Regions from separate parts of the Homo sapiens genome. Here region 2 is linked to region 1. The links are chromatin loops, found by intact Hi-C in ENCODE. Cell type or tissue: OCI-LY7. All regions are shown on one strand. Links, peaks and the distances in the headings refer to the core of each region. The heading gives the core; the rest is flanking DNA.

Region 1 (5,876 bases), core at 366-5,365:
TGAAAGCATGCCCTAACCTTAAGATTTTAACAATGTTTCCTGTAACAGTTCAATTATTTAAAGGAAAAAAAAAAAAACCAGAAGAGCAAGCTTATGATGGAGGAGCTGCCCAACTTTCTTTATCATTTTATAAACAGGAGACTGGTCCTTCTGATGATGAAGACATTCCTTCTTTCTCCAGAATTTAGAGATGCAGAGAATGAAATTAAAGGGGATTATTTTGAAGCTACAGTTCAAATGGCCTCATTTGAACATCACCCACTTTTCCTGACTTTGTTTTGCAAGGGTAGTTGTCCATAAGTAAATAACGACTTCATTGCATGTCTTTAACTTACTGTATATGACGTTATCAGTTCATCATCTAATCTGTAACATTAGTTTGGCTAAGCACTGCATTTAAATAATTTATGCCACAGAGTAGTATGCAATAGGAACATTTTTAAAAATTATTTTCTTTGCTAAATTGTGTGGAAGTCCCCACCTGAAGTATAGCAGACTGCTACGTTTCAAGAGACACTCTACTACTTAGGCTGTTAAACGATTCAGGGGGAAAAAAAAAAAAACTGGGATTCCCTGATAATACTGTTTGGGCTGGCAGGTGCTAGTCTCATAGTTCTGGCTTATAAATACTTTTAAAAAGATTATTAAGCAATTTAAAGTAAACCTAAACTACAGATGAACCCAGCCTGATGGATTCATGTAGCCAATTACATTTTACAGTATCTATATCAAAAACATAGTCCATATTTCATTTTTATGAATCACTCCATAAGCCCACATCTAACAGGGTGACTGAGCACTTATGTTTAGTACCTTTGAGATGTTTTCAAGAAACTGGACCTCAAGATTTCCTTTTTTTGTTTTGTTTTGTTTTTTGAGACAGAGTCTCACTCTGTCACCCAGGCTGGAGTGCAGTGGCCCGATCTCAGCTCACTACAAACTCTGCCTCCCAGGCTCAAGCAATTCTCCTGCCTCAGCCTCCCTAGTAGCTGGGATTACAGGCACCCGCCACCACACCCGGCTAAATTTTTGTATTTTTAGTAGAGACGGGGTTTCACCATATTGGCCAGGCTGGTCTTGAACTCCTGACCTCAAGTAACCCAAACACCTCGGCCTCCCAAAGTGCTGGGATTACAGGCATGAGCCACCGCGCCTGGCCTAGACCTCAAGATTTTCTCAAGTGGGAAGCCAATTCTCAGTGAGACGTTTTGGACAAATGGTGACTGGCAGGTCTCACTGCCCAGCACAGCTGGACCCTAGGGCCACTTCCGGAGCAGGATGGAGCTGGGTCCAGGGCAGAAGGCAGCTTTCCTCCAGAAACCCAGGGAAGGCTAAAGGCATAGAGTTGTTAGCAGTGGCCTCTTGCAGGACCAAGCCAGCCTGCATGCAGCCTCGCTGCTCCTGGAACTTGACTGCAGGTTCCCCACCACACCCTTGAATACACAGCAGGCACCTGCAGGAAGTATAAGCAGCTCCAGAAGTCCAAGAGCCCAGTCATGGTTCACAGACAAGGAACTCATCGGTCATGCCTAGCGCTGGTGGTGTCCCCACCAAGAACACTGACGAAGACAACTTACATCCTGCTGAGAACTTGCGGTGATAAATACACAGGTCCAATGTGAGGCACTGAACATGTCTGTAATCATCTAGCAGAGGACGAGATCGGATGCCTTGTGTCTGGGTTTGTGACTTCTGCCTTGTAAATGGATAAACATTTCACATCTCCACGTAAGACTGAAACATGAACCCCTATCTTTTTTCACAGCAGACACAAACAAATACTACTTTTTTATCACTGCAAAGCACTTGATGTTAAGTTCATTAAAATGAAAGATTGGAGAGCCCCCAAATATAGGATAATATGATTCATGTATAGATCCCGGATAATAGATGTGGTTTCCATTATTTTCCTACTACATAAAGGACTAATTCTGCTGCTGCAGGAAGAGTGCTGCCTTTCTCTTCATGAGCCATTTTCATAAAACTGAATAAACAACAAACACAACCATGATTAGCTGTGACAGTTCCCCACTGATTTATTAGACTCAAATCCTAAGGAGAAGTCTAGTTTTAGGTCTGTCTCTGCACGTTTTTATCAAATAATAAAACTATAAAAATGAAATGATCCACTATCTTCAAAATAATAAAAAATAAAAGGTTCTGCAACTTAAAGAGATCTTCCTGTTACCAAGCAAGATGCAGGATTTGCATTTTTGGAACCCTGTCCCTTAAAAGTGAAGCAGCAGCGGAGAGGCCCTGCTGCCGGCATGCTTTTTAAGCCCAGCCTGAGTTCTCTATGCTTGAGAGCGTCTTATGATGCTGTAACTAACCTCAAACCTGGAGCAGCAGGGGGGCAACAAACCTCAGAATACAGCAATGTCATGCTTTACAGGAACTCTCTCAGCAACAGCATGAATGAGGGGGGAAATTGGTTGCCTAGGAAACCCTCTAGTCCTGGTAATTATTACTGTAACTGACTGCACACCCCACCTATAACAGAAATGAATAATAATTTATAATCGCTGACTGGCAGCTTTCTGTCTGTGCCTCTGCTCACCACTGCTACCTACTGGCATGCAAAATTAGTTACAAGCAAACAGCGGGGTATGCAGAGAAAAAAACCACCAGCAAAAAGAACATTTCAAGAAATCTTCTCCCATCTTCCCCCACCAGGTTCTGAATATAGTTCAAGTCAATTGCTGCTCGATCAATAGAGCAAAAATGAAAAGTGCTTTGTACAGGGGTTGAACAATGTAATGGAAGTTGGTCATCTCAATTAAAAGCAATTTCATATTGTGACATGAACTAGACCAAAAAGAAGGTGCTTAATAAGGTTAACAGACGCTAAATAACAGCATATATCTTAATGACCCCAAATATATGACTCACAAGCTATTTAATAGTATAGAATTTGATACTAAGCAAAATCACTATAAAAATCCTATCTGGTAGTTTTGATCAATTAAACTACACAATTAACAAAGATGGTCCATTTATCTTAGGTTGTCTAATTTGCAGTACAGTGTTAAAGCACTTCTACTGGAAGACTAGTTTGTTTAGAAATTAGAACATTCATAGTGATTTACCGGATTTGATTTAAAAGACATAGCAGGAGTTGGCAAAATTCACATATCATGGGGTTAATGTGGGTTAGAATGTAGCTATTTGTAATACAAAAATATTGCATACCAAATACACACATCTGATTTCTTTTAATCTTGGTTCGTCTTTTTGCAGAAGTCATTAGTTTGCTAAAATGAACAACAAAAACAGCTGCATTTGCCACTATTAGGACACAGAAATCTGCCATTTTTTAAATTTCCAAAGCAAGAGAATGCCACCTGGGTAATGAACCACGCCCAGGTTACCAGAAAGGTGTCGACTGACTGATGGTTTCCGCGGCTCCCGTCGTAAGGAAGGCTATGTCTACCATCATCATTGTATTCATCAGCTGCCATATATTCAGGCTCCACAACTTACTAGTGTGGCCTGGTCAGTACATTTCAAAGTTGAGAGAGCCTTTATAGTTCAAGAGGAAACAGCTGAAAATGGACAAATAGCCCCCAAAGGGTGCTGATGCCAAGTTAATGATCACCAAGATGAAGAGTATGAAGAATAATTATAGGGAAACCCTCAGCTCTTCCATGGGCAGTCCACACTTAACCCTGTGGAGCCCTCACGTCTTCCCGTGTTCCTGAGATTGGCTGGCGTGGAAGAATGTCCCTAGTCAATCTGATATTAACCATCAGGGAATCCCCCATCCCAAGCCCTCATCAGTTGATTCCATTGCAACATAAAATGTCATGTTCCAAAAATATTTCTGTTTTAAACACCCACTGTGGTAGTAATCATAGATTCATTGGTTGGGTTTTCTTCCCTTTCATCGTTATTGGAAACTGACCTCCTTACTTTTCAAAAAAATCAATAGATTTCCAGAAAACTTTCCAATTCTCAGAGATTTTTGCATAGTTCCAACATGGACAGCTTTTCCTACAGCGACTTTCTTATTAAGGAACCCACACAGACCAGATTTGGAGTGTGCAACAACCGCACAGAAGACACACACAGGTCTGAGTCCTGGCCGTGTGGAAAACCTGCACAGGTCACATTCGGCTCCGTGCTCTTAAGCACATTCAAGTTTCAAGCAAGTATTTGCAAACTTCACTTTTCTGAAGAGGTTCTGAGTGCTGCTCTTTGGTTGCACCTCAATTAGCTCCTAACAAGTGCTCCTTGAAAGATTTCCAGTAACTGTAAAAAAATTAAACTTACGTCTTTGTGACTACAGGTGGATCTAGCCTAGACACCGCTCTGTATCTTAGAATAGCCAAGTCTGCCCTAAGCCACAACATTTTTGTCTTTATTGCAATTCTTATCAGACTGAACCATTCCCTCTTTGCAAATACGATTCACCAACAAATCATCACTGACAGTCCATTCTTACCCTCAGTTTAGCTTCCAAGATCCCAAATAGACATTACCAAGAAAATCTTGGAGCCCAAGAAAATATCTGTAATCTCCAAAAATACATTTTACTGATAATAGGCTCTGAGTTCTTATTACTCGAACACGGCATAAATAAAACCCGTGTAGGTTTCAATTTCATCATCTCTGTCCCCAACACTCAAATTTTTTCCATCCTAGAAATCCACTTGATCCTTAACCCTACCTAGAGTACCTCCTCTGACGTGAAGCAGTTGCCAGTTTTCTTACCTCAAAGAAGATACTATGACTCCCAAGTTATAACTCTCAGTGTACAGCTCCTGGAACACTTCTGGTATTCTCCTTCGACCTATACACTTAACCTGCCTTCCCAATGAAGATCAGTTACTTGAAGGCCTTCTTAGCACAGTACCTTACAGTTTTCAATTGTAACTTAAGGCCAGGCACAGTGGCTCATGCCTGTAATCCCAGCACTCTGGGAGGCCAAGGCGGGTGGATCACCTAAGGTCAGGAGTTCAAGACCAGCCTGACCAACATGGTGAAACCCCGTCTCTACTAAAAATACAAAACTTAGCCAAGCATGATGGCGCACGCCTGTAATCCCAGCTACTACTCGGGAGGCTGAGGCAGAAGAATCACTTGAACCCGGGAGGCAGAGGTCGGCAGTGAGCCAAGATCGCGCCATTACACTCCAGCATGGGCAACAGAGTGAGACTTCGTCTCCAAAAAAATAAAAATAAAAATAAATTGTAACTTAAAATTACAGCTTTCTTTTTTATATGAAAGTTTCAATGGGACAAACTGAAGCTGGCCTTAAGTGTTCTGTTTCAAGCCATTATAAAGCAGAACAGCAGACCAAGGAATTGCTTAGGAACACTACAGACAGTGTACTCCACCAACTCTCCTGCTATAAATGCTGGATAAAATGTAATAAATATCTTCTCAAATACAGAGCCTTACTTGCATGAAAGTAACAGAAATCACCAGTGGCTAAAAATGAAGGAAAAGAAAAAGCTAAAACCACTGGCATCAAGTTAGAGCTGTCCTGGGACCTAGCCAAGAAATTTATGTTTTAAAAGCACCAGGAAATAAGCGGCAAGTCCTTGAGCTCGAACAAGATGGTAGAACTAAGATCATACATGAAGACCAGACCCCGGAAAGGCTGCCAGAATGCCAGAGTGAACGGCTGGACTAGAACAAATGTTCCCACTGTCAAAAACACGAACCACAGCAAGGAAACTTGTTCCTATCTGCCTGAGCTCTAGATAAGGGTGGAGTCTTGTATTAGTCTGTTTTCACGCTGCTGATAAAGACATACCTGAGACTAGGAAGAAAGGGATTTAATTGGACTTACAGTTCCACATGGCTGGGATGGCCTCAGAATCATGGTAGGAGGCAAAAGGCACTTCTTACATGGCAGCAGCAAGAGAAAATGA
Region 2 (5,876 bases), core at 321-5,320, 120 kb after region 1:
ACACCCTGGCCTTTCCTTTGCAATGTATAGGTCGTTTCACACATTTTCTTTTAACCTTGTACTGCAGTTTAACACATATGCAGAAAAGTGCACAAATCCTTAGCGAATTTTCACAAAGTGAGCAATCCTGTATATCCAGCTCTCAGGTCAAGAAACAGAACATTTCTAAGGCTGGGTGAGGTGGCTCATGCCTGCAATCCCAGCACTTTGGAAGACTGATGCAGAAAGATCACTTGAGGGAAGGAGTTCAAGTCTAGTCTGGGCAACATAGTGAGACCTCTTCTCTATAAAAAATTTTTTAAAATTAGCCAGGCATGTTGGCACATTCCTGTAGTCCTGGCTACTCAGGAGGCTGGGGCAGGAAGATCACTTGAGCCCAGGAGGTTGAGGCTGCAAAAAGCTATAATTGTACCACTGCACTCCAGCCTGGGCAACAGAATAAGATTCTGTTGAAGGAAAGAAGGTAGGAAGGAAGGAAGGAAGGAAGGAAGGAAGGAAGGAAGGAAGGAAGGAAGGAGAGAGGAAGAAAGAGAGAAGATTTTTATTCGGGTAATGGGTGCACCAAAATATCAGAAATCACTGCTAAAGAACTTATTCATGTAACCAACACCACCTGTTCCTTAAAAACCTATTGAAATAAAAACAGAAAGAAAGAGAGAAAGAGGAAGGAAGGAAGGAAGGAAAGAAGGAAGATTGATTCCTAGAACCCCAGGAGCCCTCCAAGGTCCTTTTGTTCACCATCCACCATCCCTTCCTCCCCCCAGTCCTGGTAACCACTATTCCAACTTCCAATCCTTTGGACTAGTGCCATCTGTTTTTAAACTTCATACCAATGGACTCATACGGTATGTGCTCTGGGGTCTGGTTTCTGTGTCCAGTTTCATGTTAGTTCTTGTAGCATTTTAATCAGAGCCGGTCACATAATTTGTAGTGCCCAGTGCAAAATGAAAGTGTGGACCATCCCCTCCAACCCCACCCCCAACACCATTCAAAAGTTATTAAGAATTTCAAGATGGCAGCTGCAGAGCCTAAGTCAGTCACGGGATTCTTCTGAGTGCACAGCCCTGTGTAAGTCACACACGCCCACGAAGCCATCCTGTTTCCAGTTGCCTGTTTGGTCGAGTGTCTCTTCCTTGAGGGCAAGAGCTGTGCTGGGGGAAAGTCACCATCTCTGTGGAGTTTCTTCAGCCTTCATTCATTAAAACCTCACAGAGGCCCTGAGGCCAAGAAGGAGGGTGATCATTATAAGCATCACACCTGTTTAATTGATGCAATGTCTAGACTGAAAATGCCGCGGGACTCAGCCAAGGTCCCCCAGTGAGTGAGTGCAGGGGCGGACCTCACACACAAGCCCTCTGGCTCTAGGCAGCCTCCCCCTGCCTCCAGCTCTGCCCTAGAATCTACTGCATGCCAAGTACCGGACCCAGGACAAAGGGAAAAAAGAGTTCCTGCCCAAAAGGAACTCTCAATTCAACTGGAAAACAAAAACAGGACTTACACACATGAAGACATTATTAACCAAAACATTTTGTCCTTCATGTGCGGGCCTTGTAGCTGCAAGAATTGGAGGCTGTCTCTGCCTAACCAAGCAAGAAGGATCAACAAGAGAGGGTGCAGCAAGGTGTGGTGGCTCACGCCTGTAATCCCAGCACTTTGGGAGGCCAAGGCAGGGGGATCACCTAAGGTCAGTAGTTCGAGACCAGCCTGGCCAACATGGTGAAACCCCGTCTCTACCAAAAATACAAAAATTAGCCGGGCGTGGTGGTGCATGCCTGTGATCCCAGCTACCTGGGAGGCTGAGGCAGGAGAACCACTTGAATCCAGGAGGCGGAGGTTGCAGTGAACCGAGATCACACTGTTGCACTCCAGCTTGGGCAACAAAGGGAGACTTCATCTAAAAAAAATTAAAAATTAAACAAAATAATAAGAGGGGGTTCAGAGAGCCTGGACAGGAAGCTGAGGGCAGGCAGAGCTCCTGGGAGCCCTAGGGAGCAGTGGAGCCCCACCCCGGCTCTCACAGGGGCATGGTCTGGTCAGTGTGCTGCTGTTGCATCTGTGCAACACACACTCCAGCCATCCCATCAGTCCCGGTATCACTTGCTCACAGGACAGCCTCTGATTGGCTGAGCTCTGGCCTGGGGCTCAACCCCTGGCTCTCCTAGAGCTGGGAGACAGACGGAGGGCCTGGCCCCTCTGTTCTCACAGTGGGAGGGAGGGAATTCCTCAGAAAGAAATCAAGGGGTCATGAGGACCAGGGATGAAAGCGAGGTGGCTAAAAAATGACAGAAACCCCCTATAATGCACGTGTTTGTTTAGATCGCCAGTACACCGAGCAACAATGGGGGGCTCCTGTCCTTGAAACTGACTTTGCCTGTGCTTGTGGAGGAGGCTGGTAAAACCATTGTAAAAGGTGAGTCCGCAAGCACCCAGGTGTTTGTGAAAGTGTGGTGTGATGGTTACTTTTAGCTGTCAGCTTGACTGGGTTAAGGGATACCCAGATAGCAGGTGCAACATTATTTCTGGGTGCATCTGGGAGGGTGTTTTCAAAGAGATTGGTACTCGAATCAGTAGACCGAGTAAAAAACATCTGCCCTCACCAATGTAGGTGGGCAACATTCAATCCACTGAGGGCCCAAATAGAACAAAAAGACAGAGGAAAAGCAAATTCACTCTCTTCTGGACCTGGGACATCCACCTTCTCCTGCCCTGGGACGTTGAAGCTCCTGGTTCTCAGAACTTCAGGCTCAAACTGAATGATACCATCAGCTTCCGTGGCTCTTCAACCTGCAGATGACATACTGTGGGACTTCTTAGGCTCCTAATCACTCAGGCCAATCTCCATTATAAAGCCCCTCTTCCAGGTCTATAGCTATGTCTACAGCGCCATCTGTATCTTGTTCATTCTGTTTCTCTGACTAATCCATGTGGTTAAAGTAAAATCCTCAAACCTCACACTAACAGCAGAGAAGCTATAACACTGTCAAGCTTCAACTCACCAATGCATATGCCAGAGCCCTCTTAGAAACGTGGCTTCCTTGAAGGGAAGACCATGTTGTCATCAGGGCAGTGACCTCCAAGGAGCCTGGAAAAGAGTGAGAAGACCCACTGGGAATAATGTGGAAAGAATTCCCATCTGTGACATAGGAGAGAGGCCCAGAATCTGGTGGACGTGAAGATTCCAGTTCTATCTTGTGGGCAGGGACACATCCCCAGGCCTCACCCAGCACCCTGGGGCTGGAATACACCTCTAACTTGTATCCTACCTCCAGTCCCAGCTAGGCAGGACTATGATCTGGGAAGTAGATTGTGGGAGCCATGTCGTTTGTGGGTGACAGCTGCCTATTGCTCCCTGGACTGAGCAAAAGAGGTTCCATTTGCCCTCACTACCTCCTCTTTCCAGTGCTAGGCAGGGCAATATCAGTGGCAACGCCATGGGGCATGGTTATGAAAGTGGGAAAATGCTTGATCCCACTTGTGCAAGCATTTTCTACTCTGTGTGTGAGTACAGCAGTCACTGAACAGGGGTGGGGGCCAGGGGCTGCTGCTTTGTGTCCATGTATCAGTTAGCTATTGCTGTGCAACAAATACGCAGCAATAGCTAACCGATACATGGACACTCCAAAGCTCAATGGCTGAAAAAAAACAATAATGTCTTATTTTTCATGAGTTTGTGGGAGGGCTGGAGTGCTGCTGGAGGTTGGAGGCTTGGCTGAGGCAACTCTGCTCCACATATTTTACCCTCATCCTAGGACCTGCTGATTTCGTCCTTATCTTAGAGATGGCAGAAATGCACAAGATGGTATAGAGACACTCAGGGCCTCTGGAACTGGTGCACTGTCACTTCAGCCTGGTTCTGTTGGTCAACACAGGTCTCATGGCCAGCCCAGAGTCACATTGACAGGGCACTGCAAAGTGATGTGGCAAAGGGTGTAGATAACAGAAAGAGGTGATGAAGCGAGGCCAGTACCCAAGGGTGAATGGAGCTGGGGGGCAGAAACTAGGAAGCCAGCTTGATCCATGCCAGGTTGCAAGGGCAAGTTCAGGCCATGCACAGAGGAGTTGGGAGAAGAGTCAAGCCTGGGGGAAATCCCAGGGAAGGTACAGAGACTAAGGAGGCAGAAGGCCATGGTGCTGGTGGCTGAAAGTGGCCTGGAGCAAGCTGGCAGTAAGCATGAGTCTCATCAACTTCGCCTTGTGCCCAGAAAGGGCTTGTGCCAGAGTGCCCAGGCCCATAAAACACCACTTCAGGGCAGACCTGTTCCAAAGATCCAGAGCAATTTTAGATGTATCTGTGTTTCTGTTGTTGTTGATTTTTTTCATTTTTGTTGTTGAGACGAGGTCTCACTATGTTGCCCAGGCTGGCCCTGAACTTCCGGGCTCAAGCACTCCTCCCTCCTGCGCGTCAGCTGGGACTACAAGCACGTGCCACAGCTTGTATCTGTTTTTATTAAAACCATATTTCCTGAATTGTAGCCATTCACATTCAAATTTTATTGATTTTTTTTGCCATATCCGCTTGCCACCTATACTAATATTTACTTAATATTTTTATTTAAATCAACTCATATTTTTTGTTGTCGTTATTTAGTTTTTATTTCATAATCATAAACTTTACAATCCAGCTAGGCATGGAAGGGAATAAGGAAAACTTGGAGCTCAAAGGGAACTGCAGTGAGAGCACAAAGATTATAGGATACTGTGAGCAAATGGGGTGGAGGAGTGCTCTCCGGAGCTAGAGAAGGAATGGTCTTGAGGTTAAGATAAAACACAAGTCGACTGGGCACAGTGGCACATGCCTGTAATCCCAGCACTTTGGGAAGCCAAGGTGGGCGGATAACCTGAGGTCAGGAGTTCAAGACCAGCCTGGCCAACACGGTGAAACCCCGTCTCTACTAAAAATACAAAAATTAGCCAGGCATGGTGGTGCTCACCTGTAATCCCAGCTACTCAGGAGGCTGAGGCAGGAGAATCACTTGAACCTGGGAGGCAGAGGTTGCAGTGAGCTGAGATTGTGACATTGCACTCCACCCTGGATGGCAAGAGTGAAACTGTCTCAAAAACAAAACAAAACGAACACAAGTCAAGCTTATTAGAGTTGTCAACAGTCAGCAATGGTGATCTTCTTGCTGGTCTTGCCATTCCTGGACCCAAAACCCTCCATGGCCTCCACAATATTCATGCCTTCTTTCACCTTGCCAAAGAACACATGCTCACCATCCAACCACTCACTCTTGGCACTGCAGATGAAAAACTGGGAACCGTTTGTGTTGGGTCCAGCATTTTCCTTGGACAAGATGCCAGAACCTGTCTGCTTCAGGATGAAGTTCTCATCATCAAATTTCTCCCCATAGATGTACTTGCCACCACTGCCATTATGGTGTGTGAAGTCACCACCGTGACACATAAACCCCGGAATAATTCTGTGAAAGCAGGAACCCTTATAACCAAATCCTTTCTCTCCAATGCTCAGAGCACAAACATTTTCTGCTGTCTTTGGAAACTTGTCTGCAAACAGCTGGATGGAGATGCGGCCCCAGGGCTCATTGAAGAACTTGGTGGGGTTGACCATAGCTGATAGTATGGGGCCCCTGGAGGCAGTGGCGATGTGTGCAAAACTCAACTTATATTTTTAATGTAAAGATTTAACTTAATAATATTCATGAAATCATTGACTTCTGTGCTTGTTTTATATATATATATATATATACACACACACACACATACACACATACATATATATGTAGATTATTTTTCTGAGGCAGAGTCTCACTCTGTCACCCAGGCTGGGGTGCAGTGGCACAATCTTGGCTCACTGCAACCTCCACCTCCCGGGTTCAAGCAATTCTTATGCCTCAGCATCCTGAGTAGCTGGGGTT

The links. A loop is a pair of places that touch in the nucleus more often than their neighbours do. Peaks named below come from ENCODE experiments on the same cell type or tissue, not always from the same donor. Only the 100,000 strongest peaks of a DNase experiment are listed, where the experiment ranks them.
Region 2: it touches region 1 in a loop (2.1-fold over the local background); 1 of 110 quality-filtered maps calls a loop at or near these places.

Annotation. Positions count from the first base shown.
Region 1 is chr19:30,043,301-30,049,176 of GRCh38, reverse strand. No RefSeq gene overlaps it. Among named protein-coding and RNA genes, the nearest start is that of URI1, 100 kb to the right of the region's middle. RefSeq lists an enhancer at 2,573-2,652. In OCI-LY7, for the core only: CTCF peaks have their summits at 2,375 and 2,574 (motif pointing left); a DNase peak (open chromatin) is centred at 2,566.
Region 2 is chr19:29,920,875-29,926,750 of GRCh38, reverse strand. It overlaps the pseudogene PPIAP58 and a transcript of URI1 not described here. Among named protein-coding and RNA genes, the nearest start is that of URI1, 18 kb to the left of the region's middle. In OCI-LY7, for the core only: CTCF peaks have their summits at 2,681 and 2,882; DNase peaks (open chromatin) are centred at 2,490 and 2,870; H3K4me3 peaks cover 753 bases; H3K27ac peaks cover 1,413 bases.